Linked DNA regions of Mus musculus: region 1 is linked to region 2. A link is a loop called in an ENCODE intact Hi-C map of the cell type or tissue named here. Cell type or tissue: gastrocnemius. All regions are shown on one strand. Each heading gives the region's core, and the rest is flanking DNA. Links, peaks and the distances in the headings are about the cores only.

The links. A loop is a pair of places that touch in the nucleus more often than their neighbours do. Peaks named below come from ENCODE experiments on the same cell type or tissue, not always from the same donor. Only the 100,000 strongest peaks of a DNase experiment are listed, where the experiment ranks them.
Region 1: a loop joins it to region 2, with 2.7 times the contacts of the local background. A loop is called at or near these places in 5 of 42 quality-filtered maps.

The regions. Positions count from the first base shown.
Region 1 is chr13:47,569,594-47,582,444 of GRCm38, reverse strand. No RefSeq gene overlaps it. Among named protein-coding and RNA genes, the nearest start is that of Gm52028, 13 kb to the right of the region's middle. In gastrocnemius, for the core only: a CTCF peak has its summit at 5,715 (motif pointing right); a DNase peak (open chromatin) is centred at 5,740.
Region 2 is chr13:47,348,050-47,360,900 of GRCm38, reverse strand. No RefSeq gene overlaps it. Among named protein-coding and RNA genes, the nearest start is that of Gm35733, 84 kb to the left of the region's middle. In gastrocnemius, for the core only: no CTCF peak of the experiment used is centred there; a DNase peak (open chromatin) is centred at 6,254.

The DNA.
Region 1 (12,851 bases), core at 2,641-10,640, 220 kb before region 2:
ATCCTGGACATTTTAATTTAACAAGTCTGGAAAAGAATAACTTCTGGACTTCTTTGTATTTTATTTTATATCCTTAGAAATTTTTATTTTTAACATTATTGGGTAAAGCTCCAGTCAGATCCAGTGACTTTGAAAACACTGTAACAACTTCTAAGGGCAGCTGGAAGATTTTTAAAATAAAATTCTCTCAATTCTTCTCATTGGAATTTACCCTAGATTAATCTGTATATTTTTATGGCAAAGCTTAGTATGTATGTATAGTTACCTTTATCAGTCATTCCACCATAAACTTGACATACACAAAAATGTGAATCCTTAAATGACACATGGTGTGTGTGTGTGTGTGTGTGTGTGTGTGTGTGTGTGTGTTACATTCATCTGCGCACTTATATGCAGGTCTGCTCACACATGCCTGTAGCATGGAGGCTAGAGGTTAACACTGGGTGTCTTATTTTTACTCTCTCTGTTTTGAGTAAGAGTCTCTCACTGAACCTAGAAATTGCCTATTTTAGGTACTCTGGCTTTGTAGCAAGCATCCAGGATCCAACAGCCTCTCCACTCCAGCATGGGGACTGCAGAAATGTAGTTCCATGCCTGGCTTTTATGAGAGTGTTGGGGATCCAAACTTACCCCTTCCCTCTGTCTCTCCCTCTGTTTCCTTCTCTCTCTCTCTCTCTCTCTCTCTCTCTCTCTCTCTCTCACACACACACACACACACACACACACAGGAGTGTTCAAGTGTTCCCACTTATACAGCAGGCATCATACCCACTGAGACAGCTTCCCAGATCCAAAGCATAGATTTTTCTACTCCAATTTTTTTTCCTGTTGAGGACTAGGGAAAGTAATGACTTTCCTGAGGCTTCATAGACAGCTACATGACATTTCTGTAACTTACATTAAGATCTGCTAAGTGAGCTTTGTTCCCACCAGGCCATGACACTTTCCTGTTTGTTGTCATGTGTCCTTGGAAAATAGGCCATTAGCAAATGCCTCCAGAAAGCCACAGCTCTGTCCAATCTTCCAAAAGGCAACCCCTTACAAATGCCTATTTAATAATACTAATATCCAAGCTTTGTATCTGGATCATCCTGGTCCTTATAATACTCCCCAGATAATACTTGGGAATATGAATGGAAGGGAGATGAGTAGATGTGAGCTGGTCCCGTATTTCCTTCCCAATCATGCTTGGGACTAATGAACAAAGCATGCTTAGATGTTACTACCCCGTTTTCTAAATAGAGACCAAAAATGAAAGGGCTGGGCTGGATGCTACAATGGGAAGAACAGAGAGACTGGGATAGATTGTGCAGACTCCAATGGCATCTCCTTTACTCTCTGGGAGCTCAGCTGTAGTGTGTGATTTGAGGTAACCTGGGTGCAAAGCAATAGAGGCGGCCTAGGTCAAGGTTATGCACTGTTGCATTTCCTGCTTTCTTCTGTGGAAACCATCACTAACTGATCAGGTTTGCTTTTCCACTGGATCTCAAAGCAGAGCTGCCAAAGCTTCTGCTCTGGGCCTCTAGATAGTTACGACCCCAGGATGAAGTGGCTAACCATTTGGATTCTCGTGTAACAATCCATGGTATAGACCACAGCTAAAGCCGGTCCACTTTAAGCCAAAGATGTGTTAGTAGAGACCAGATAGAGTAATAATGTGGGGGAAAGCCCTCATCCCAAGCTTAGGACACACCCACAGGGAGTCAGGGGCTCTTTGCTAGAGGTGTTCATTTAGACCAGTGGTCATTCTTCCCATCTGAAAACTCAAGACATTATTCATAGTAGGAAAGTAGCAGAGATACTCTGTTGACAACTGTCAGTCAGGTGGCATGGAGAGGCATACAAACAATGCCGACAAAGCATCTGTTACAAAACCCATAAGAGAAGCCTGGTAATAAACATGATCTCATATCAACTCCAAACCGCCCCCAGGTAAGGGTCAAATAACCATGTCTCTGCTCAGTGGCAGGTGGGGTAACCACCCCAGGGGCCACCAGGGCCTTGTTAGTGAGAGGATGCCAGGCTGCTCCCTCTGTCCCAGTAGCCTCTTCCTACAAGTCACACCTGCTTCTTCCTCTTCATGGGGCTCTTCAAAGATACCTCAAAAGCCAAGAACCACCGTTAGGGAAATGCACTCTTCAGAGAATGTCTTTTGTTCATCCCAGGTGCCTCCTCTAGCTGGAATGCCATGCCGTCTGGGGATTAAGAACTTCCTGCAGAAAAGCCTACATCAGCGTACACAGCAATATGTTGATATTAAATGACCCAGCTTACTAAATGACACTACCCGTGCTCAAGCTATCGTACATATGTTTGGAATCTGATTAATGCTTGGAGTGAAAGCATTTAGCAACTGGGCATCTAAGAGAGCTATCATCTTGTTCAATTCTCCGCAACTTTCTCCCCATCCCCACCCTTGTCCAACTGAGGAAATTCATGGCTGATCACAGGTTCAGGTTCTGAGTGCCCCCTGGGGGCGTTAAAGTTCCCTTTGCTGATCATCTAAACTTCCTGCTACCTGTGACCCATTGGGTTTAAGTTGTTTGTTAATCGGCACAAGGCTCTCAACCTACTTAGTCCTGGATTTGACCTTCCACTGCCTCCTATACTAGAATCCAATAATTTCCCCTGAGTACTAGTTACAGCCCGCACCTGGAGTCTCCTCTATTCTCAGAAGCCTCCAGCACAGCTTGAGCCTGTGCTTGGGACACAGGGTGCTCTAAGGATGAAAAGTAGCCACAAAGCACAGAATTCGAGAATCCCCTGTCCTTCCCTGTCATGCGCGCCCACATAGAAAGCCTTGTGCGCGCTTCCCCGTGACAGGTTGAAAGTGCCTTTGAAGTTCAATCAACAGATAGTGGTAAAAGGGTAACATGCTGCTTACTGTGGGAATCCTTATCTCAGGGCTCCTGCTGCCAGAACAGCAATGGCTGGGCCCCTTGCAATTTATTTGGCTGTAAGGAATAGGGGTCAGGGCGGTTTGTGGGTTACTGCATATAAAAACACCATGTTCTCTACCTCCAGAGCTTGTGTCTCTAGCTGCATGTGTATCAGAAGATGGCCTAGTCGGCCATCAGTAGAAAGAGAGGCCCATTGGTCGTGCAAACTTTATCTGCCTCAGTACAGGGGAACACCAGGGCCAAGAAGTGGGAGTGGAGGGGGGAAACGGGGGGTGGGGGGAGCGGGTGGGAGACTTTTGGGATAGCATTGGAAATGTAAATGAAATAAATACCTAATAAAAAGACAAAACAAACAAACAAACAAAAAAACCACCACCTTCCCTGCCCAGGAGTGATCTCTAGGCAGCATGTGACTGCGGCTTTTGAGAAGTTCAGGATGAAATACTTCTTTTAAGAGAATACACACCTTTCTTTGTGTTTCATATTATGCAATGCCTCAATTAATAATGTTAGCACCTTGTTTTTAAAAAATGCCTTTTACTTTTGTCCCAGCCCTAATAATTTTTATGTAAGCCAATGGTAGAAGTAGAAAATATTCACAGCTTACAGTGTCCCAGTCTCAGACCCATAGAGAATCCATTGTGCAAACACCTGAGGACTTTTATGTGTGATAAAAATGTACTTATATTTATTTTCCTTATTTTTTCCTTTTTCAGTCTATAGCTTTGTTGTTGACAATTTCATACATCTAGACACTGGATTTTAGTCATTTTCAAGTTCTACCTTCCCCTCCCTCGCCCCTTGAAACCCTTCTTCCCAAATACCACCACCCCAGTTTATTCCTTCTATTTGTGTCCGACCCACAAAGTTTAACTGATTTTCACATATTCTCCTCACTGGTTAAGAATTTCATCGTGTATATTCGTTGTGCATGGCCTTGTGTCCCTTAAGGACATTTTCGTGTGAGCATGTGGTATGTGAGTGTATCCCGTGCATCTTGATACGGTTATCTTGGGGAATCTATTAGAGATGATTTTAGCGCCTCAGTCACAGAACTACCTCAGATGTCCAGTAACACATGGTCGGCTCCGCTGCTCCTCCAGCCTGCGGGCTTGCAGCAGTGGTCTCTCTCAGTACTTTGCTGAAAAGGTCGTGTTCTGCCTCCCACCCTTTCCAACACATTTCACCAGATCGCCACACAGTTCATATATATATATATATATATATATATATATATATATATATATATATATGATGATGTAAGGAACGTTGGAACCTCGTCTTCTTATTTCTGGTCCCACATTTTTGCCTTGGTTTTGAAATTCATCTCTGAACAATTTCCAGGCATACAAAATAGTAGGTTTCAGCACACTATTTTCAATTGGAGCCTGGACTTTGCTCTCAGTCTCCAAAGATCTCACATACAACATTCATAGCTTTTGACTTCAGACACATTGTCAAAACCAACTTTTCGAATGCATCTTCCTCTTTCGTGCGGATAGCACAGAAACATATCCTCTGGCATCCGCCAAAGTCAGTTGACAAGATATGCAAGAAGCAGTTACCTAAAGCAGGCTTTGATGGTCAGGAGCTTCCACCAGGTTCACTGCTGACTGCCCAAAAGCTGTGGCTGCCAGCGTGGAATGTGGCTACATTGAATGTGATCTACATTGTCCTTCATTTTACTCCCTTCTGTTTGGGGGTGGGAATTTGAGACAGGGTCTCCCTATACAGAGCCTAGGCTGGTCTAAAACTTGCTGCAGTTCTCCAGGTTCACCCTTCTGAGTGCTTTGATGACAGGTGTTGTGCCTTGATGCTAACTCACTGCTCAACATTTCTACTGTAAGGTTTTAATAGATTCCCCAACTCCCTCCACTAGGCCATCTTGATAAAAAAAGAGGTTAAGACAGGAATATTTTAGATAAAGGAGAAAAAAAAACTTTATTGGAAGAAAATGGATGTCATAAATTAATTTCCGTTTAAACTCAGCGAATTTTTAGTAAACGTATTGATTGAATGCTGTATTTTCTATACCATGCTAGATAATTCATCCTCTATAGTCTTTAAAACTATAACACAAATTGCCTCTTAGTTAATAAATTTTACTGGAGATTTAAATGATCCTACCAAAATTAGTTTTGATTATGTGCCTCTATGTACATGTGTGCATGCATGTGCACTTGTGTGTGCATGTCCATTTGTCTGCAAGTGCTCACAGCAGCCAGAGATATCAAGAGCAATTGTGAGCTTTCTCAACTTGGTTGCTGGGAAGGAAACTGTACGATATTATGACGATCTGGCTGTGACATCTGTCATCCTGTTGATCACCAGGGTTGATTTGGCTGATCTGGCTGGCTAGGCAAGTGCCCATCTTCCTCCCTTACCACTCCACCTGGACCCTTTCCAAAGCATGCACATTCCTGGGATGGGGAATGACCGGTCTCAGGTCAAAGGTAGCCTCGTAGCTATGATCTCCTGCCAGAACCTTCAAAAAAGCTCACAAGGTCTCTCTATAACAGCAACAAAAGTTGTTAAACCCCAAGTCGTGTTTCCATCCCTTGGGGCATCCTTAAAGCCAAGAAGTAGGAAGGTGTTTGCAAGCCTGAAGATAATGAATTCACTGAGGGTGAGTGGGGTGAGAGGCCCTTAAGGCATGAATAGAATCTGAATGTTCATAGACAGGATGGAGAAAGAACACACGCTGTTAAGGACAATAGAGCTGAAGGTTAAAGTGAACTTTGCATGGACACTTTAATTTTTTTTTTTAATCTGTACAGTGTTTTGCCTGCCTACATATAAATATATCACCTGCATGCAGTTCCCATGGCAGCCAGAAGAGGGCATCAGATCTCCTGGGACTGCAGTTACAGACAGTGGTGAACAGCCAAGAGGATGCTGGGAATTAAACCTGGATGCTCTTAACCCCTGCAAGCACACACACGTGTACACACACACACACACACACACACACGTACACTTTTTAATAGTCTATTCAACTTTAGGTTCCCACTGTATAACACAGGGTTTTGGTTAAAGGTGAAAACTGGCCTCTAAAGCTTATGTTTGCTTACTCCACAAATGGCAAAATTCATCTGAAAAGTATGGGAAAATTTTAAAGCAAGAAATAACTGAAGCTTTAAATAAGCTATGAAACCAGCAATTTAGAAGTATCTTCGATTTTTTTTTTTTGTTTGTTTTGAGATAGTATTTTACCATATGACCTTGGACCACTGATCTTTCACTTTTAGCAAACTGTGTGTGTGTGGAGGGGGGAGCCCTTTAAGCTGACTAAGGATCTCTAAAAGATATAAAACTTGTTTAATGATGTGTTTAGGGGAACCTTCAGGTAAATTGGAGTTCGCATAATAAAGCAGGTAGCAATGCTAAGACATGAAAAGGAGCGACTTGTGTGTTCCGAGCGGTGTGTGTCTCTCTACCAGGTCCTTGCTTGCCTGTGGATGATCCAGTGTCTAGCTGTCCATTCTGCAAACAGGGAACATTTCGCATGGGAAAGACTCAGACCAAAGCAGTAACAGCGTGCCTCAGAGGGCTCAAAGGGGTGCTGGGGGGGGGGGCTTGGCGGGGAGGGGGCGGTGTTCAGCAACCACACAAGGTCTACACCTCCACTCGAAACCTCTTCTAATAGATTTCCATATTCAAAGACTCAGTACCGTAGATCACTGCTAATATTGACCTTAAGTGAGTGTGTGAATCCTGTCGATATGTTAGTCATGTTCAGATCTTAGGGTCTGCGCCTGGTCCAGATCTCAAATATGTTTATTATGACGCGCTAATTTCCGTGTGCTGCGGGCTACGACAGTTCTTGGGAAGAGCATCCTTCTGGCAGACTAAAGAAAACAGTTTGCTTCTGCCTCAGGCATTAACATCTTAATAAACTGGTCTTCAACTGTGATAACAATCCGACTTTAAAGGGACTCTCTCTTTTATGAACCTTATCAAACAACGAGCTGATTGTTGCTGATGTGTCGGTTTTCCAGGCCGCGTCACTCCACTCTCTTCCAACACCCTCCATTTAAATGTTTAGTTCAATGAAGCTGAGTTTCTGTGCCAAGTGCTTGTTTACTGGTTTGTTGGTTTGTTTTCCTCCGAAGCAATTTGAAAACTGTTCCCATTTCCAATAACAGTTGATTAAGCTAAACACATTTTCTGGGCTTTGTTGAGGCCCACAGTCTGCTTAGCGGGGATAATTTACTACTTTCTGGGTATTCTAGAGGATATAGATGGTTGTCAGGCTTAAGAAAAATGTGTGCTAGGCATGGAAGGGGGGAAGGGGAGGGAAGGGGAGGGGAGGAGGTAGGGGCGGGGTCAAAACATACCAGCTAGGTTTATATTACATGGAAATCGTGTTGGCATAACAAGCAATTACATTTCTTACTATGAGTGTGGTGTCCCGTTTTACTGAAATAACGAGAATGCCTATTAAGTCTATGAGAGGTGAAGGGAAATGGATCGAACATTAATCTTTCAAAATACAGAAATTTAAAAAAAGCAAAGTTTCCGAGGTGTGCTGGTCCATCCTGTGCCCAGGAAATCCAGAGCAATCACAATACACTCAAGAACTACAAGAAAAGGAAGGGTTAGAAGGTAGGGTTAAAAAAGAAAAATAGAACCAATTTTATGTTGTAAAACATCATTAATGTTTCATCTGAGTAGAGTCAGTCAGAAGGGACATGCTGGTTGGTATACATTACTGGCGTTTAAATGAGGGTGGGTTTTTTTGTTTTGTTTTGGTTTGGTTTTTTGTTTTGGTTTGGTTTTTTGTTTTGGTTTGGTTTTTTTTGTTTGTTTGTTTTTGTTTTTTTTTTTAATAAGGCCTGTAAACTGTTTTGTAAGATGTGGCTAAGCAAGAGTTAGCCATGTTCTAAGTTTGGCATCAAGGGCAGTAAGGGGAGGGAAGAACACACAATGAACACCCTTGTAGATACACACTGCCACCCAATGAATGGTGGTTACGTGGAAACACGATAACCTCTGATTTTCAGGCTGGGAAGTGGGTGGTAGTATGAAGACTGGTAATACCAGCACCACACAAGGCTCAAATGTTTTAATGAGAACATACTGAGTTTCACCGGTGGTTATAGAGAATAGTGAGGTAAAAGTACAAATTTTGATAAGAGATAAAAGTACACTTTTGATAAGAGAAAGGATGGAATACTTAAATTACTTTCATAGGTATAAAATGCCTTAAAAGTAGGAGCAAATTGATCTAATAATGCAACTCACCGGGACATCTTATTTTAATCATGGGGATTCAAGGCCACCCTGACATTTGAAAATCAAAGTAATTCACTGCATTGACAAGATGAAAAAGAAACTCAGCCATTTCAGCAGATGCGTGTTCGCTATTCAACAAAGCTCATTATAAAATCTCTCTGCCAGTTAGTAAACAAGAACCAAAATTCTGAACTGAAAGAGGCCATCCACAGAAACAGGCAGCTAGCATCCCCCCAGTGGTGGGTGACGATTGTGTTGTAGTGCCTTGAGATCAGAAACAAGGCAACATAGCTTCGCCACCATGGGTAGTCTCAGGTAAGAGGGGGGGCGTGTTAACAGCATGGACTGCTCTTGCAGGGGACCAGAGTTTGCATCCCTGCATCCACACTGGGTAGAACGACCTGCATCCGGAGCTCCTAGAGACCCAAAATCCTATTTCTGGCCTCTGCAGCCATTACACTCACGTGTACAATGCCCCCAACATGCATGATCGCACACACATAAGGAAAGAAATTAAAATGAACCTAGAAGTGCAGACATGGGCCATCATGATAAGACAAACAACAACAACAGATACAGACCATAGAGAGAGAACCGGACATCCTTTGTTTTGCCACCAGCAGATGACATGGCTGCCGGAGAAGAAAATCTTAGGCATCTACTAGAAGTGGTATTGATTGTAAGAGTTACAGGAGGACAGGTTAAAATATAAAATAAATTGTATGTTAGCAGCACATGTGAAAAATAGAAAATTTTAGATTCAGTTGTAGTAGGCTGAAAAGAGCATATTTAAAAACAAGTAACAAAAATGTATGAATAAAGTTATTACTGAAAAAGGAAATGTAAGAGTACCTTCAAAATGGGATAATATACTGTTTTCTTTTTGTATTATTTTGTTTTGTTGGGTTTGGTTTCATTTGAGACAAGGTTTGGAACTCATTTTGTAGACCAGGCTGGCCACAAAATTACAGAGATCACCTGCCTCTGCCTCCCAAGGGCTGGGATTAAAGGCATGCATCACCACTGCCTGGCAAAATATTATAAGATACTATTTTATGGTGTGAAAAAACTCAATATTGTTTTAGGACTAACTAGTCATCTACATGAAAAACCACTATAGTTTAACCTGTATCTCACTCTTTATGGTTTTGTCTTTTACATGACCAGGTCCCTCTGTAAAACCTAGTCCTTAGATTGGTGCTGGGGGACTTGCCAACAGGTGAGGCTGTTTGGATGATCCTTCAGCCCAGGCTCTTCAAAGAAATGGTAGGACCTCAGTCTCTGCCTCTTCTTGAGTCCCTTGACTCACAGCCATAAAGTGGAATATTTATGTCACTGTGTGTTCTCACCAGGAGGTACTTAGCCTTGCTGCAGTCTCAGGGCAGTGGGGCCAGGCATTTCTGGACTCAAACGGTCCAAGCCATAGGAGAAAGAGAGTCACTTCTCTTTAAAAGTTAATGGTCTTGTCAACCACTGTAGCCCCAAGTAGAAGGAGGAGGACCCAGAGTTCAAGGTCATCCTCGGGTATAATGAGTATGAGACCATCCTGGGATATATGAGACAGTGTTATGAACACACACACACACACACACACGTATGTGTGCTTTAGATATAGAGGATAACATATATACAATACAAACTAGACATACAATTAACCTAAAATGAATCAAGAACTAAATGCAAGAATTAAAATTATAAAACATATAAGATAAAGGAGAATAAAATGGTTGCAGCTATGAAGTGTGGGTAATATATATAAATGTATATTCTTTTTAAAAAGAAGATGAGTTGAACATTCTTAAATTTTTAATCTTCAAAAGAAACTGTTGTGAGTTTAATGATGCAAATCACATACATCATAAAGAGATATATGTACCCAGGATGCACAAAAAGTTCTTCAAGCAGAATGTAAAACAGTAGAAGTACTATGAAAAAGAACATATTAGTTTCTAGAAAAACTTAAAATTGAACTAGCATATGATTTAGCAATTTTACTTCAGAATCACTACGAAGAGTCAAAAGTGAGTTCTTGCAAAAGTATGTGTCTACTCATTTGTGCAGCAGAATTACTCACAGTAGCAAAAAAATTAAAAGCTTCCCAAATATTCATCAATGGATGAGGAAATCTCCATGCACTAAGCCACCACTGAGAGCTATAAAGGGAACTTACACACAGTTTACAGGATGGATGAGCCTGCAGGATGTCATGTTGTGAAATAAGCCAGCCACAAAATGGCAAACACTAGTGATCCTGGGCACCCAGGTCACTTTTGGATTTCCTATTAGCAGGGCACTCCTGTTGTCTAATGGGTGGAGGCTGGAGATGTCATCAACACCCCCAGGTCTACAACCTTCCCTAATAGAGTTATTTGGTTCAAAATGTAAGTAGTCCACTAAAATTAAAACAAAAACAAAAACAGGATATGTACTCATAACTAAAGCCTTCATCTCCTCTCTCTGATAAATTTTTTTCTCCTTATTACCCATTGCCTGTACAAGTCACACACACGAGAGAGAGAGAGAGAGAGAGAGAGAGAGAGAGAGAGAGAGAGAGAGAGAGAGAGAGAGAGTGTTGGAGGCAGCCTACAGATGTCTATTCTAGGAGGGTGCCTCATCCAAAATTATTCTCGTCTTTCTCTTCTTATTTTTCCACTCAAAAGTGACACAGCCCACTGGCACTGACCCTGAGATGGCCAAATACCCACCTTTTCATAGCTCTCTCTGCATAGATTTGGGTGTTACGATCGGTAATGATCAATGAAAACTTGACTGGATTTTGAATCACTATGGAAAACTTCTCAGCTGTCTTTGATAATATTTTTAGTAAAGTTACTAAATTTTACTGAAGAGGTAAGAGCCACCATAAATGGGGCTGGGGGGACATAGACAGAAGTTCCAGACTGAATAAAGAGGAGATGGTGAGCGAGTACCAACGTTCATCTTTCTTTGCCTCCTGACTGTGGAAAAAGTTCACACCTCTCCCGCCATGCCTTCTCCACGGTGATGGACTGTACCACCAAACCGCGAGCCCAAATAAACCTTTGCTTCCCAAAGTTGCTTATGCCAGGGATTCAGTTTCAGCCATGAGAACAGAAACACACACGTGCAACCACGAGGGGCTACCTGGCTTTTTATACACTCTGTTATCCCATTTTATAGATTATGTGCTCCTTGCTAATTATGATTTAAATACCACCCTCCTGGAGGCACTCACTACCAACGTGTGTCCCTTCTGTACCATGTGTGTAAAACCTGATATAATGGACAGCTCAGCAAGTGCAAGAAATCAAAGGGAAATCGATATGAGTTTATCTGTGAGTAGACTGTTACAATGTGTGGTCCCATTGTGGTCCCATTGCCCTTTCCCCTGTCCTGTCCCAGTGACCTTAGCATCTTGTCAGTTAAGTCAGCATTGACTTTACTTATTGTTGGGGTAAGAGCCTCAGTAATAGACACAGAAGTAAGGCAGAGTATTCTGCATCCATTTTTGCAGCTGAAAAAGCTCAGTATTATAGTATGTATATGTATGTGTATGTATAGTACATGTATATTATAGGTATGTTATATGTATATTATATTTATATATTATATGTATATTATATGCACATTATAAGCATACTACATGCATATTTATAGGTATATGCATATTATGTGTATATGTATATTTATATGTATATTACATGTATACCAACTATTGAAAACCAGGCATTGCAAACCATCCTTTGTAGTGCCTGTATTTCACTTCAGAACTCTAAACACAACATCAGCCTTCAACAACAGAGCACTGACTCCACCTGCAGTTAGAAATATACAATAATTACTTCCCAGGAAATAATGTTTTTTTTTCTCTAGAAAAGAACTTGGAAACAAATTATAATAATCAATTTTGAGTCCAATTTATACATCTCAATACTCTAGCCTGATGTCTAGAAGCAATTAGTAGCGTCTATATCTGTACACATTAATTGGTGCCCTGCAAGCAAGCCTGAGACTGTTACAGTCTGAGGAGTTATAGACTGAGATAAAGAAATATTCAGTAACTGCTTTAGGGAAACTTCTCTGTGTTGGCTTAGGGTTGCCATTCTCAGATTGCCTTTACACATTTTTCCTATCATTCCTCAGTCACTTATCCTAGATGTTCTCGTGATGTGGATTTGGGTCTCTCATAGCAGGCCAGGTAGGAGCCTGTGAAGACAGAAAGAAGTTTTAAACCAACCCCTTTTGCAAGACTAGTTCCAGGGCAATTTTAACTTCACAGCAAAATTAAGAGGCAGATAACACAGATTTCCTGTTGTATTTATTGTCAGTGTGTTCACACACACTGTAAGAAAGCACTGACCAGAAGAACAGTGTGCCGATCATAACTGATGAAACTCCATCAACACATCATTATCACCCATGGTCCATAGCTTACGTTAGGGCTCCCTCCGGATGGGCATTCGACGAGTTTAGACAAACATATAATTGATATGCATTCATTATTACCACACAGAGTATTTCAGCCCTAAAATTCTTCTGGGCCCCCTACATCCTTCTTATTCTCTCATAACATAATTAATAAAAATATTCCCGAAATTGTCAAATTTTGGATCTCAGTGAATTTACAAAAATTGGACCTAGAAAATAGATGAGCAGGGCTGATGACCTAGTAAAACCTATGGAGAGTCAGTAGTTATTACTCATCCACACTCTTTCTCTTTACCATTAAATCAACCA
Region 2 (12,851 bases), core at 2,196-10,195:
GAATAAATAGAGAATGCCAATAAATGTTAGCCCCCTGCGTTTCTTGTTCTACACCCATAATCTCCTTTGTCTAAAGTTTCCGAAGATCTCACACAGAAAGAGCTGTCTAGAGACGGGCATCTGGCTAAGATGTTCCGGACTCCAGGCTGAAGCTTTCCCCCTATTAGCCTGCGGCTACAGATACAACACTTTCACTGCTGCCAGAGCTGTGATCCCATGCCGGGTCTCACCAACCTATAATGGTCAAAAATATCTTCTCAGCTACTTCACCCTGGCTCTCCTCATCACGACTGACACTTAGTGCCATACACTAAGACAGCAAGAGTCAGCCGGGCATTGGTGGCTCACGCCGTTAGTATCAACACTCAAGAACTCACAGGTGGATCTCTGTGAGCTCAGCCTGGTCTACAGAGCATATTCTGGGACAGACTGCAATACACCAAGAAACTCTGTCTTGGGGGGTTGGGAGACATCAAGAGTCCTACTATTAAGGCATCTTCATTTTGTGTGTTTTTCTCCCTCCTGAAAATGTAAACATGCAAACACAGCCATGACGCAATGAGTTTGAGCACAGAGAAGGAGAAAGAGAAGGAGGAGGAGGAGGAGGAGGAGGAGGAGGAGGAGGAGGAGGAGGAGGAAGAGAAAGGAAGAGGAAGAAACTCTGTTGATGGGTGACAATTGACAATAAACACAGATTCTGGGTCAGTTACTTTACAGGAATAATATTTTTAAATCCTCATAACTTCAATATAAGCTCTATCGCCTATGATGAGCATAAACTAGAAGCCCTAAGCGGCTAAGTAGCTCACCCAAGGTTGCACAACCATGAATGTCCATGTGGAGACTGGAACTAAGGCCCCAATAACCAAGATGCACCCCCAGGTTACAGCACATTCTCCTCCTAGGGCTTTTATCCTGGACTAGACTCTGTCTTTCCGACAGATGTGCACTGATGAGACATTGTAAGCTGGGTGTTGCCTTAGTAAGGCTCTGCATGCTAGCTGTTGCCTTGGTATGGCTGTAATACTGAAGGAGCTCTGTATTCGGGTGTGTATTTCTCATTTGTATACGCAGACATTTTAGAACAAGCATATCTATGAGATAGTCCACGCAGTGAAATATGCAATGAGAGCCCAGGGGTGAATGCTCCGTAGGGAAGAAAGAGGTGATTGCTGAGCCGCACGATGGACCTCGAGCAGAAATGCACACTGCTGTCCCCGCGCAGAAGGTCGACAGGCAAGAATTTGGAGAGTCACACATGACTTTCCCAACATCCCACAGCAGGTAAAAAATAAAGTACAGACTTCAACCAAATTTACTGATTTATTTTTTTTTAGCATGCCATATTTAGTTTGTCTAGTAATACTTCCACCCAAAATACGCATCCAGAAATGTTGCCTTCCAAGCAGAGACAATCCATGTGTGCTCATTTCTCCTTGTCAGTTTCAATAGATATGATATCATCTAATAAAAAGAAAAGTAGAAAGGGGGAAAAAATCTAGAAAGGGGGAGAGAAGAACCTGTGCAGCCATGAATTAGAAACTGAATTATTGTTAAACATGAAGTCCTTCTCTAGCCCTGAGTTTCGATGCAGTGATCGACGGCAGCAAGCTCAGATGGGTCTCGTTGCCACGGCCGTGGATTTGGCTTTTACATTAGAAACATCTCTGATCCAAAGCTTCAATTACTAAGGGAAAATCCGAGCCAAAAAATCACTACTAACCACACTGACACACTCTCCAACCCTGCTCTCCCATTTGTTTGGGTAATAAACAAATGAAATTTTGGTGACAAATTGATTTCTCGTTCCTGTGCCATGAGACTGGCTTTTGTTAACGGGCTGAAACTGCTGTTATGTGGCTCTGAATTGACAAATATTAATTCAGCTTAAATTCTCCAAGGACTTTTTGAAAAACATTGCCCAGTGGGGGAAAATAAACTCAATCCATGTAACTGATTAAATGTCTTTGTGGTTATTTTCTTTCTCATGTCTCTCTTTTTATATATATTGGCAAGAGAACAGATAACTGACATTTTCAAGAATAACTACACACTGTATCACTTAAAGCCCTGACAGAAATTGTGCTTGACAAGAGCTCAAACTCTGGACTGGGCTTCTCCTGGGCTGGGCATTTGGGTAGTTAAAATTCCAATAACAAATTAACCCGAATGTATTGACTTTACAAAAATGTGCGTGACAACAGGGGTAACTCCACCCTAGAAACTCTGATCAAATTGGCTCAAAACCTCATTCTAGGATCTGGAGAGATGCCACAGAGGGCACAGCACTTGCTGTAAGCAACAGGAGGCCTGAGGTTCAGACCCCCGGAACCCATAGCAAAACTAAGGTTGGGGTGGAAGGCAGACTCAAGCAGACCTTAGGGGCTCACTGGCCGGCTGCAGCAGCTGAATCAGTGACTTCAGTGGGAGATGCTGTCTTGAAAAGTAAGGTGGAGAGCAATAGAATACATCAACATCAACAATCAACCTGGCCTCCACATGCTCATAGACATACAGAGACAGAGAGACAGACAGAGACACAGAGACACGGAAGCAGAGAGACAGAGGAAAGACGAGAGGTAGCGGGAGGGAGAGAGACAGAGAAGACAGATAGACATACAAATAGAGACAATATACAGAAAGAAGATAGACAAGAGACAGACAGAGACAGACACACAGAGAGAAGATAGGCAAGAGACAGACCTCATTCTAGCTCCAATGGGTAGCGTACCACACTGTTTCATACAGCTGGGGATTTGTCAATGGCTCCTGTTTTACCTTGGCATCTTTGGCTCTGATTCTCCACCAAAATTCCTGTGCCTCTCTTATGGGTCCCTCCTATTTCCCAACATTGGTGCATTCCTGACCCAGAGCCTGACTTTGAAATGCATTGCCTTTGTCATTGTGTATAACTGATCTCCTTACCTCCAGTGGCATATCAGGAACCACTTCCTAACTATATTTGTAAACAAAGAAAAAATTCTCTGATTACAAAAATTGTGCATATTCATTATGGATTGTCCAAAAAAAAATCTCACCGAGTGTCTCATTTTCAATACATGCTCAAGGGTTCACAGTTCAGCATATTCTCTGTAGTTCGTTATTCCTCTGCGTATTTCTGCAGGTATGAGATCATCACAGTATGATGTGTTCTCATCTTGAGACTCCATATCATATAGTGAGCATTCTCTCACAAGCAGGATTAGTAATGCCTACATAGTAATCTCTGTGTATGCTAGCTCACATAACCCACTACTTTTTTTTTTTTTTTTTTTTTTGGTTTTTCAAGACAGGGTTTCTCTGTGTAGCCCTGGATGTCCTGGAACTCACTCTGTAGACCAGGCTGGCCTCGAACTCAGAAATCCACCTGCCTCTGCCTCCCGAGTGCTGATAACCCACTACTCTTAAGTGCCTAAAACCTTACAAATACCAAGTTCCCCTTGCATTTGGTCAGCTGATCACCTCTGACAAAATAGGTGTTATGTATTGAAAGCTTGTACCAACAGCAAACATAAGGCAACCCAGGAAGTAATCACATCTTTTTTTTTCTCCAGATACAGCCATGCTTTGTTTGGTGGTAGAAATGCATACAGGAAAGATCGGCATTGGGTAATTTCCTCTGCTTGCAAACGTCATGATCTTAGACACTGTAGGCTAAGCACTCACTACAGCCGCTTAACACAATCGAAGGATATGGCAAGGGCTGGAGCTCTTTTGGTAACTCGTTTGCCTTGCAATTGTGAGACCCTGACGTCAGTCATCAGAATACCCATCTGTATACATGCACACACACACACACACACACACACACACACACTAAAAGAATTGGAGCAAGCACAAAACATTGAGACTTCCATTGTAATAGTGAACACACTGCTTTATAATCAACTTTTTATAGGCAAAGGAGAGCACAAAGATTAACACGTGTAGTATGGTGCAATGGGTATATAAACCGGTAACTGTTGTTTATTACCATTCCGCTGTATTGTGTATTGTCCATATCTGTGCAACTTTTACTTCTGCGTGACTGACCCACATAGCAGCTGAGTCCAACAGCACCACCACAAACACATGTAGAACGAGTTAGGATGGTTACGTCACTAAGTGATAGGAATTTTTTTGGACTCGTTCTAAACTTTCGAGACCACCATATATGTTGTCACCATCTGGAACATTACCATGTGGCACATGGCTGTGATTCACGTACTCTGAATGGGAAATGGTTTTGAAATGACAGGATACTGAGCCAGACCGAAAAAAAAAATCAACCCATCCATAAAGCTGTGACCAGAATGACTTTCACCCCTATTGGGTCCTGAACCCATACAGGCCACCGGTGAAGACCGAAGACACATAGGGAGCTTTCCGATGGTGCGTGCTGGCAGATGACATTCTGGGTCATACAGTTTCCGTTCTACCTACTGCAAACGTCGCAGATGATTCTGTGTGTGAACACAGAGTTCTCCCAGGTTGAGGCGGTCTGCAAGCTATGGACATGTAAATGGCGTCTTTTACTCCACTAATCAATCTTGTCTCCCAAACACATGGATCTAATTACTGTTTCTGTGAGGCAGTGTCCACTCAGTCCACACCAGCATGAGCGCCTGCTAACAAGTCTGTAGGTTTCAAAGTTAGGACTTACCTGAAACGCTGTGATGCAAACGTGTCTTAAAATTATCATTCTACCACCCCTAAAACCCCAGTCTGAGAGCCCTGTGCAAACCCCAGGTTCCCTTATGGCTACTGAGGAACAAGGCTATTAAGGGCCAGAGACTAACACACTCCCGGAACGGTAGAGAAGAAATGCAAGCCCGATTTTGTTCCAAACGACATCCAAAAGCTAAGTTAGGAGTTAATGAAGAAATCGGACGCTTCCCCCCAACAACATAGGAGACGCTGGCTCTCTCGCTGCTGCTCAGTGCACGTGACTGTCAGAAGGAATAAACACAAGAGGGTGTGGAATGAAAATGTGTTCCACAGAAGTATACAGCTACTCTTTATAACAAAAACTGGATCATGGACACCTCAGCCCCAACAGCTTCACCACATAACACCAAATAGTATTGCTCTACTGTCTTGTGAAGCAGCCTGAAAGGATCCGTAATCTAGAGCTGATCTCGGGATCCCGAAGGACTGAAAGAGAATCTGTGGCTTTACATACAATTTCATGTATGACACTGGGTGATGCTCTGGAGCCAGGCATGGATTAAGACTGGTTCTGGAGTAAGCAAAGAGGAACAAAAGCCAGGAAGTTCCGAGGCCACAAGTTTTGCCCTCCACGTGCCCACTCTGAGCATCAGCGTGGCAAATTATCTTTGCCTATGTCATAATTAGTCACCAGACTCCCGGGAGGAACACAATCAGCTGGTAAATCTATTATGTTCTTCTCCCAGAATCCTTAGTGTCCAGAAGTCAGAAAGCCAACAAAGGACGCAGGGAGGATAGGATGGCTGCCTCATTAGGAGTCCCTGTCACTGATCAGTCCTGGCATCCTCCTGAGAACCAATCATAAAACAGATAGATGAAAGTGGGATGTCTCCACTTTCCCAGCACTTGCCCAACCTCTACCCACTTCCTTCCCGTTCTAGCAACCCTCATTTGCATATTAAGCTTCTGATTGGCTCTCAGAGTCTACTGAGAGCTGTCTGCAAAGCTTCTTGTGCTCGCATAAACCTGAGACCTTGTTCAGAAGAAAAAGAAAATCTCACATTATACACACGTGAGATTTTCATGTGTGTGTGTGTGTGTGTGTGTACATATATATATATATATGCTATGATAAAATACCTTTGTGGGTTTTTTGTATTTTTTTTAGTCAAAGAGGTCATCTAACTAATAAATTTCATGTTCCTTCTTTTTACTGTGAAGACACTTCCTCAGAGGTATCATCTTGTAGCTTTTAAATGTGAGTTTCTCCTTCTACACTTTTGATTTCTCCCCTGAGACCCCCTAGAGTAAATAGTTCTAAGTGCCTTCCAGGCCAGTCATGGCCAAAGGGCATGGGGACCTCTGCCTCGACCAGAGGACATGGGGACAGACCTGATGTCTGGAGCTGATATCTTCTCTAAAGCTGAAGCTGGAAGGGTTGGCCCCTTCTTGGGGACAGCTGTTTCAAACTTAGCAGGCAGCTGGCAACAGCCCCCTTGTTTGAAGCCAGGGCAAAGAACAATGATTCCGGCATCCTCTGCAGCCGTCACCAGATCCATCTCGCATCTCCTTCCGGCCCACACGACTGCTGTCACTGTGATTATGGAGGCAGCAGTTGTGCGGTAATTAGGATCCTCCTGGGCCAGCCAATCTCAATAGAGCAGGATGCCAGCTGCTCCGGCGCCAGAAACATCTCAGTGGCACCCGGTTCTCCTCAGTACTTGTCCTCTCTCCAAACTCTCCCCTGTCCGTCTCTGGTATCGCTCAAGTCAGGTTACACCAAGGAAGTGACTTCCCCTCTGCTCCGGATCCAAGGTCGTTTGGTTTTCTGGCTCACCCAGAGCTGGGATAGCTCAAGACCAGGTGGAAAGTGAAGGGTAGCCAGTTACCCTCGGCAACCCTGTCACGGGAGGTGGGACTATGGATTATGTCAGCAAGCAGAGCATCAATTCCCTATTTATCAGCGTTAATGTTCACACAGTGTCAGTGAGTCCTCCTCTCCAGTGGGCACTATGTTACATTTCTCCAACAGTCTTAATTCTGGGGTCTTTCTGGCACTGGAAACTGTCAACTCAAAGATCCACACGAGATGACCCACTTGGTTTCTTGATAGCCGGAAGACAGCCAACTGTGGGAAGAAACTCTCTGAGGTGCCCGGAACCCTCTTGGCTTCTGTTCCCATTTTCCTACCCTTCCTCACTCTGGGACCTTGAAAAAAGTATAAGCAGGAGATAGCAAAAATGCTCTTCCACTGGCTTGCTGGTGTGGTTAGGAAAGCCAACCTAGCTTGGGACAAGATGTCTCCCTCCAGTCTCTAGTTCCAGGAACCAGGAGAGAGGCACAGCTCCAGTCTCCCTAAGGGAAACCAGGAGGAAGTCAAGACCTGAGCACACTGGTCCTCCTGGCTGCTCAGGTCTGTCTCCCACACACATGTCTCTCTCGTCTCACTTAAACTTGCTCCATTATAACATTCCAGTGTGTTTAAAGGCTGGAACTTTTTTGTTTGTTTGGTTTTGGTTTTTGGTTTGTTGGTTTGGTTTTTTTTTGGGGGGGGGGGTGGGTTTTTTTGTTTGTTTGTTTTTGTTTTTGGGTTTTTGGCTTTTGTTTTTTTTTGTTTTTTTTTGTTTTTTTTTTTTGAGACAGGGTTTCTCTGTATAGCCCTGGCTGTCCTGGAACTCACTTTGTAGACCAGGCTGGCCTCGAACTCAGAAATCTGCCTACCTCTGCCTCCCGAGTGCTGGGATTAAAGGTGAGTGCCGCCACAACCCGCACTTATAAGTCACTCAACTACTTTCCAAATCCTGGTCTGCCATCCATCTATAACCTCCAGTTTCTTGCTGCCGATGGAGACATTAAGGTCTCAATGGTCTAATGTTTCAACATTAGAACAGAAAGAAAGAACATTAGAAAGAACATAAGAAAGAAAGAAAGAAAGAGAGAGAGAGAGAGAGAGAGAGGAAGGAAGGAAGGAAGGAAGGAAGGAAGGAAGAAAGAAAGAAAGAAAGAAAGAAAGAAAGAAAGAAAGAAAGAAAGAAAGAAAGAAAGAAAGAAAGAAAGAAAGGGCATTGTTTTAAGTCCCATTTCTCCCCCTGTGACTCAAAATTAGGACATTATAAGAAAGTTGTCCTGAACCCTGGTTTTCTGGCTCCCTGGGGCATCCCACCCAGTTCCGGGACTTTCCCCTCCAGAAAGAAAGAGGCACTTTTGATGGAAGTGAAGCTCTGTGGAGGGTGGAGTCAGAGAATTCTCAAAGGCTGTCCAGCTTCTCCCAAAATGCCTAAGGCATCACTTTAATCCTGGGTAAATACAGCCAAGGAGTCTCTGGAAAGGCAGTGGTACCAAGAACAAGCCACAAAGAAACAGTTTGATTGTGGTGAACTGAAGGAATGGCCATTTTAATTGCTGTCTGCCTGCAGGCTGTGCTGCGCCCCCCTAACTAAGGAAAGGAAGTACCAGCTGGCCCTTGCTAAAGAGTGCCCAGGAGCCAAAGACCAGAACACACTGGTCACAGGACACCTCGAATCCTCCTGTCCCTCAGCTGAGGGAGTTTGGTGTATGACAAACTGACATAGCCAAAGATGAATGAATGCTAGGGCATTATCAAGCCCCAAAAGAGCTGTGGCTGGTGACCACATCACTGTAACTAATCAGCCAATCCGCCAAAGTGGAGTCACCCATAAGAACTGTCCAGAGGAGCAGGTGGCTGGTGAAATAGCCCAGACTTGTATAGCACAAGAAGAAGTCTGTCTCAGCCTCTGGTAATAGAACATACGGATCTTCAAAGACTTAAGGGAGCAGACAGCATATTAGAAGATGCAAAAGGCATGATATACCATATAAGAAGACATTGGAAGAATATTGGCCTGGTAGCTTCATTTGCTATAGAAGAATCATTCATTTCAAGCCTTGATAACCTAGAACATTTTCAAATAACAAAATTATGGGCTGAAGAATCTCAGAGGCAGGTCAATGTTGGTCATGATCCAGCATGCCAAAGGCCTTGGCATCCATCCTCCACACTGGACATCAGTAACCAACTGATGAGACCAACAGTGACCCTTGCTCCAGCCATCTCTGGCTGGAAGATGGTTTCAAACCCTGAGTAGATGGGAGTAGTCCCGCCATGACGTCACATTCAGTCTCTGGTTGATAATACAGTAAACTAGTACCTGCCCCACCACAGCTTCCTTTCCTGGAAGCCCTTCGTGGGTAAGTGTCTCTGTTCTCAGTATCAAACACAGAAGAACCTTCACTGCTACCACCAATATCACACCATCAATACCCTGTCTCCCGATGAGATCCTTTGCCTAGGTATCTTGTTGCCTAGGTAGAGGCTGATCAATGCACTGATCCCAAAAGTTCCAACCTTGTTCAGTCGTGTCGAGTGCCCCACTCTTGCTCAATAGATCCTAACTGGAACTTACCCTTTTTGAGGTCACTTTGGCATAGAGACAAAATGACATGGGTGGTAGTAGCTCAGGCCATCATGATCCCATGAATGAGTTCAAGATGCAGCATACAATTCCCCATCTCCTCTCTCCCTTGTCCCTTTGTCCCCTCTAATCCCAGATTGCTTCTGCTACCCATATTAAATTAATACATGATCATTTTCACATACACCAATGAGCCCAAAGCTTTCAACATCTTGCTAGAAATTACTGTGACTCCATCTTTCAAATGCAGTGTTGATAATCCCTTTAGACTCATAAAGAGCTCATTGGAACCAGCACTGGAGGAATTAAATGTGTCGTCTCACCAAACAGAGACACAAATCTGTTACTAAGAAAAAGATGGTTGTGGTGGGCTTTGAAGTTTTCACACTATTCTAGTTTGATTTCTGTCGCTGTGAAACAGGAATGGCCATGAACAACTTGGGAAGAATAGGGTTCATTTTATCCTCCACTGTATAGTCACCAGGAAGAGAAGTTAGACCGGGAACTCAATGCTGGAATCTGGAGGCAGAGATTAAAGCTGGACCGTGAAGGAATGATACTTACTGGCTTGCTCAGCCTGCTTTTTTTATGGCTCCCAGGACCATCTGGTCCAGTGGTTGATACTGCTCCCAGTCAGCTTGGCCCTCTCTCTCATCATTCATTAATCAAGAAAACGCACCATGGTCTTGCTACAGACAATCTGAGGGGAGCATTTTCTCAACTGAGTTTCTTCTTCCCAGTTAACTCTAGCTGGTGTTTAGCTGACAAAAAAAAAACTAACTGAAACACACCTTCTTCACATTAAAGAAGAAGTATCGTATTAGATCCAGCACCTTTAATCCTATTCTTATGTCCTGCCCATCCACAATTCTCCCTGTCACTCAGTCAAAAGTGAAATAAAAACCATGTATTCAAGGGAGCTCTGTCTCCTATTAGAGTTCTCGTCTGTGTCAAAGTCTTCCTTTCTGTGTATCCTGTTCCTTTTCTGATTTAGAAATGCTTTCCAGAATCAGGGTACTTACTTAGTTTGGCTTTAGAATTTAGGAGAAAGAGCTATTTTTAAGATCAGCAATTGCTCTTGCTCCCACTGCAGCATGGAACAGAATGGACTTAGGCTAGGAGACCTGAATCCTGTTCCCAACACCTTGATGTCAGATTTTTCCTTTCCTTAAAGCAAGGATGGTTTTAGGGGCTTTGCGGGGAGCTCAGTGATTAAATGCTTGACACTCAGACCAGTGTTCTAAGACACTTAACCAGTGAGCTCCAGGTTTAGTGAGTGAAAATGTCTATAGATAGATAGATAGATAGATAGATAGATAGATAGATATATGAATGGATAGATAGATGATAGATAGATAGATGATAGATAGATAGATAGATAGATAGATAGATAGATAGATGATAGATAGATGGATAGATAGATAGATAGATCGGTGGGTGTGTGGATAGATAGATAGATAGATAGATAGATAGATAGATAGATAGAGATGGACTATGCTAGTACAAACATCCCTAATTAAGCCCAGTAGCACACACACACACACACACACACACACACACACACACACACACACACGAGATTCAAAGGAGGAGGGGAACTTGTTGGAAGGGTTCAGTTAGGGAAGGAGGAGGAGAGTGGGGAATAAAGGGTGAAATAAGTAAAGTTTGTCAGAAGCATCATGAAACTGTCAAATAAAAAAACTAAATAAATATGGAGTGCTATTTTCTTAAAAAAAAAAACAACATTGTCTAATCCTTTGGTAAAGTTATTCCCTTAGGAACCACCCCCTTTTCCCAAGAGGGGTGTCTATATGTATATATGGGGGAGGTGCTTACAATGAGAAAGAACAGAATAATGCTTATTTTAGAGTATTTTGTTGAACCACCACTATTCTGATTTCCACTATGTTCAAACATACATACAGGAGCCTAAACTTGAGCGGAACACGGATGACACCAGTGGACATGCATATGTGGAAGGAGGAAATCCCAGAAGGTCTCCGCCTCAGTAGCTTGCAATTCAAGAAAAAGAGCCACAGACAACCGAGGGATGCTGGGAGCTGAGAAATAGGCTCCCCAAGGAAGAGCACACCAACTGGTTATCCAATACCAATGGTCAGCCCAGAAATCCTACATGCAAGTAACAGCATACAGATTGAGCATGTTGTATTTGTGTATTCAGGAATATATATATATATGTATATTTACACATATAAGACAATATGTTGAGGAAATATGGTTAGACACTTTGAGCATCAAAACTGTGTCCCATTCTTCGTGGGTGCCCTGCCAAGACAAGAAAGCCATTCATCAGCCACTCCTGTCAAACATGGACTCTCAGCTGAGTATCTGCTGGGGACAGGGCTTAAAGCAGGAACTGTGTAGCACAAGGTCATGTTCCTTACCTGGAAAACGTTAACGTTCTGTTAAGGCAACACAGAAAAGGTGTTTGGGGTGGGAAGATTTTTTTTTTTTCCCCAGAATCCCGGACTAGTCCAAACTCTATCCAGTAAAATCATTAAAAGATTTAATGACTAAACACAAACAGGGAGCTGTGTAGTGAGAAGCCCAAGTGCCCACATGAGGCAAGGCAAATTGGAAGGATGGAGATCTATCACCCACCCACTCCCCATTTCGTCATTCAGCTAAATGTGCACTCTACTTACAGAAGTCTGTGACAATGAAGCAATAATGCGCATGTCCTAACCCTACGGAACAAGAAAGGTGGGGTTCCTTCTCTACATTTCCACTATCTCAAAAAGCTATAGAAGGTGCATCTTGGTGGGAGACCTGAGAGCCTGATCGGGCCCCAGAAGCCAGCTCCTAGCTGATTCCGCGTAGTTGCGCTCCCTCTGGTGTCAGAAGGAGAGATGGCAGCCCTCTAGTTCAACCTTCGTCTCCCTTGGAAGAAGCACTGGTGTCTTGCCCAACCTCTGAAGTTCTGCCTGTCTGTTTCAGAAGCTCAATGCTGAATTTTAGAACAAGATGTCTGACAAGAGCTCCCTCTTCATTAGGACATCTCGCTTGTTTGCAGTGATCGTGGCACTTAAAAAAGACCATATGTCTCTGAGCTGCTCCTTGGCAGGGCGTCTCCAGTGTTTACCAAATCTATTTTGTATGCCTTGCTAATAATAGTGTGGCAGGTCCCCAGGCGGAGTGAGGGGGACTGAAGGCTTCTTGTTCCTGTCGGCCCTCTGGATTCTGCCCTCGGACTATGAAAGGCCTCTTAGTTCTCGGGCGATGACTGAGACGGGGTTCAAAGTTTCCCAAATGCTGTTATTTTGGGAAACATTTATTTCGAGGGCTAAACTGTAATCTTTTGACAAATCAACATTGAGCAATGCTCTTCACTTTGCTATCCTCCAGACGTTAAACGACTGTCTTTAAAAGAAATTCACAAGTTAGTACCAAAGCCATTTAACAATCATATCTATAACTGTCCCATGAACCACACTCTGAATTTTTTTTTTTTTAGTTTAGTTTAGGAATTAAGAAAGTCATCTGGGTAGAATGGAAGATTCTTCTAATCACAGTGCTTGGGGTTGGGGGGTCTGAGGCAAAAGGTCCTGAGTTCCAGGTCAGTCTGGGCTACAAGAAGAATTCCAGACACCTTTGGGTTACGTAGCCATTCTGGGGCAGGGAGTAAGAAAGGTGAACTCTTATTTTAGAGAGCAGGATTAAGTCTCATGACTAGCAGTAACTGGCCCAAGATCATCACAGTAGGTGTGCACAGCCCACAGTACATCTTATAGTGCTGTGTGCTTGAAATCA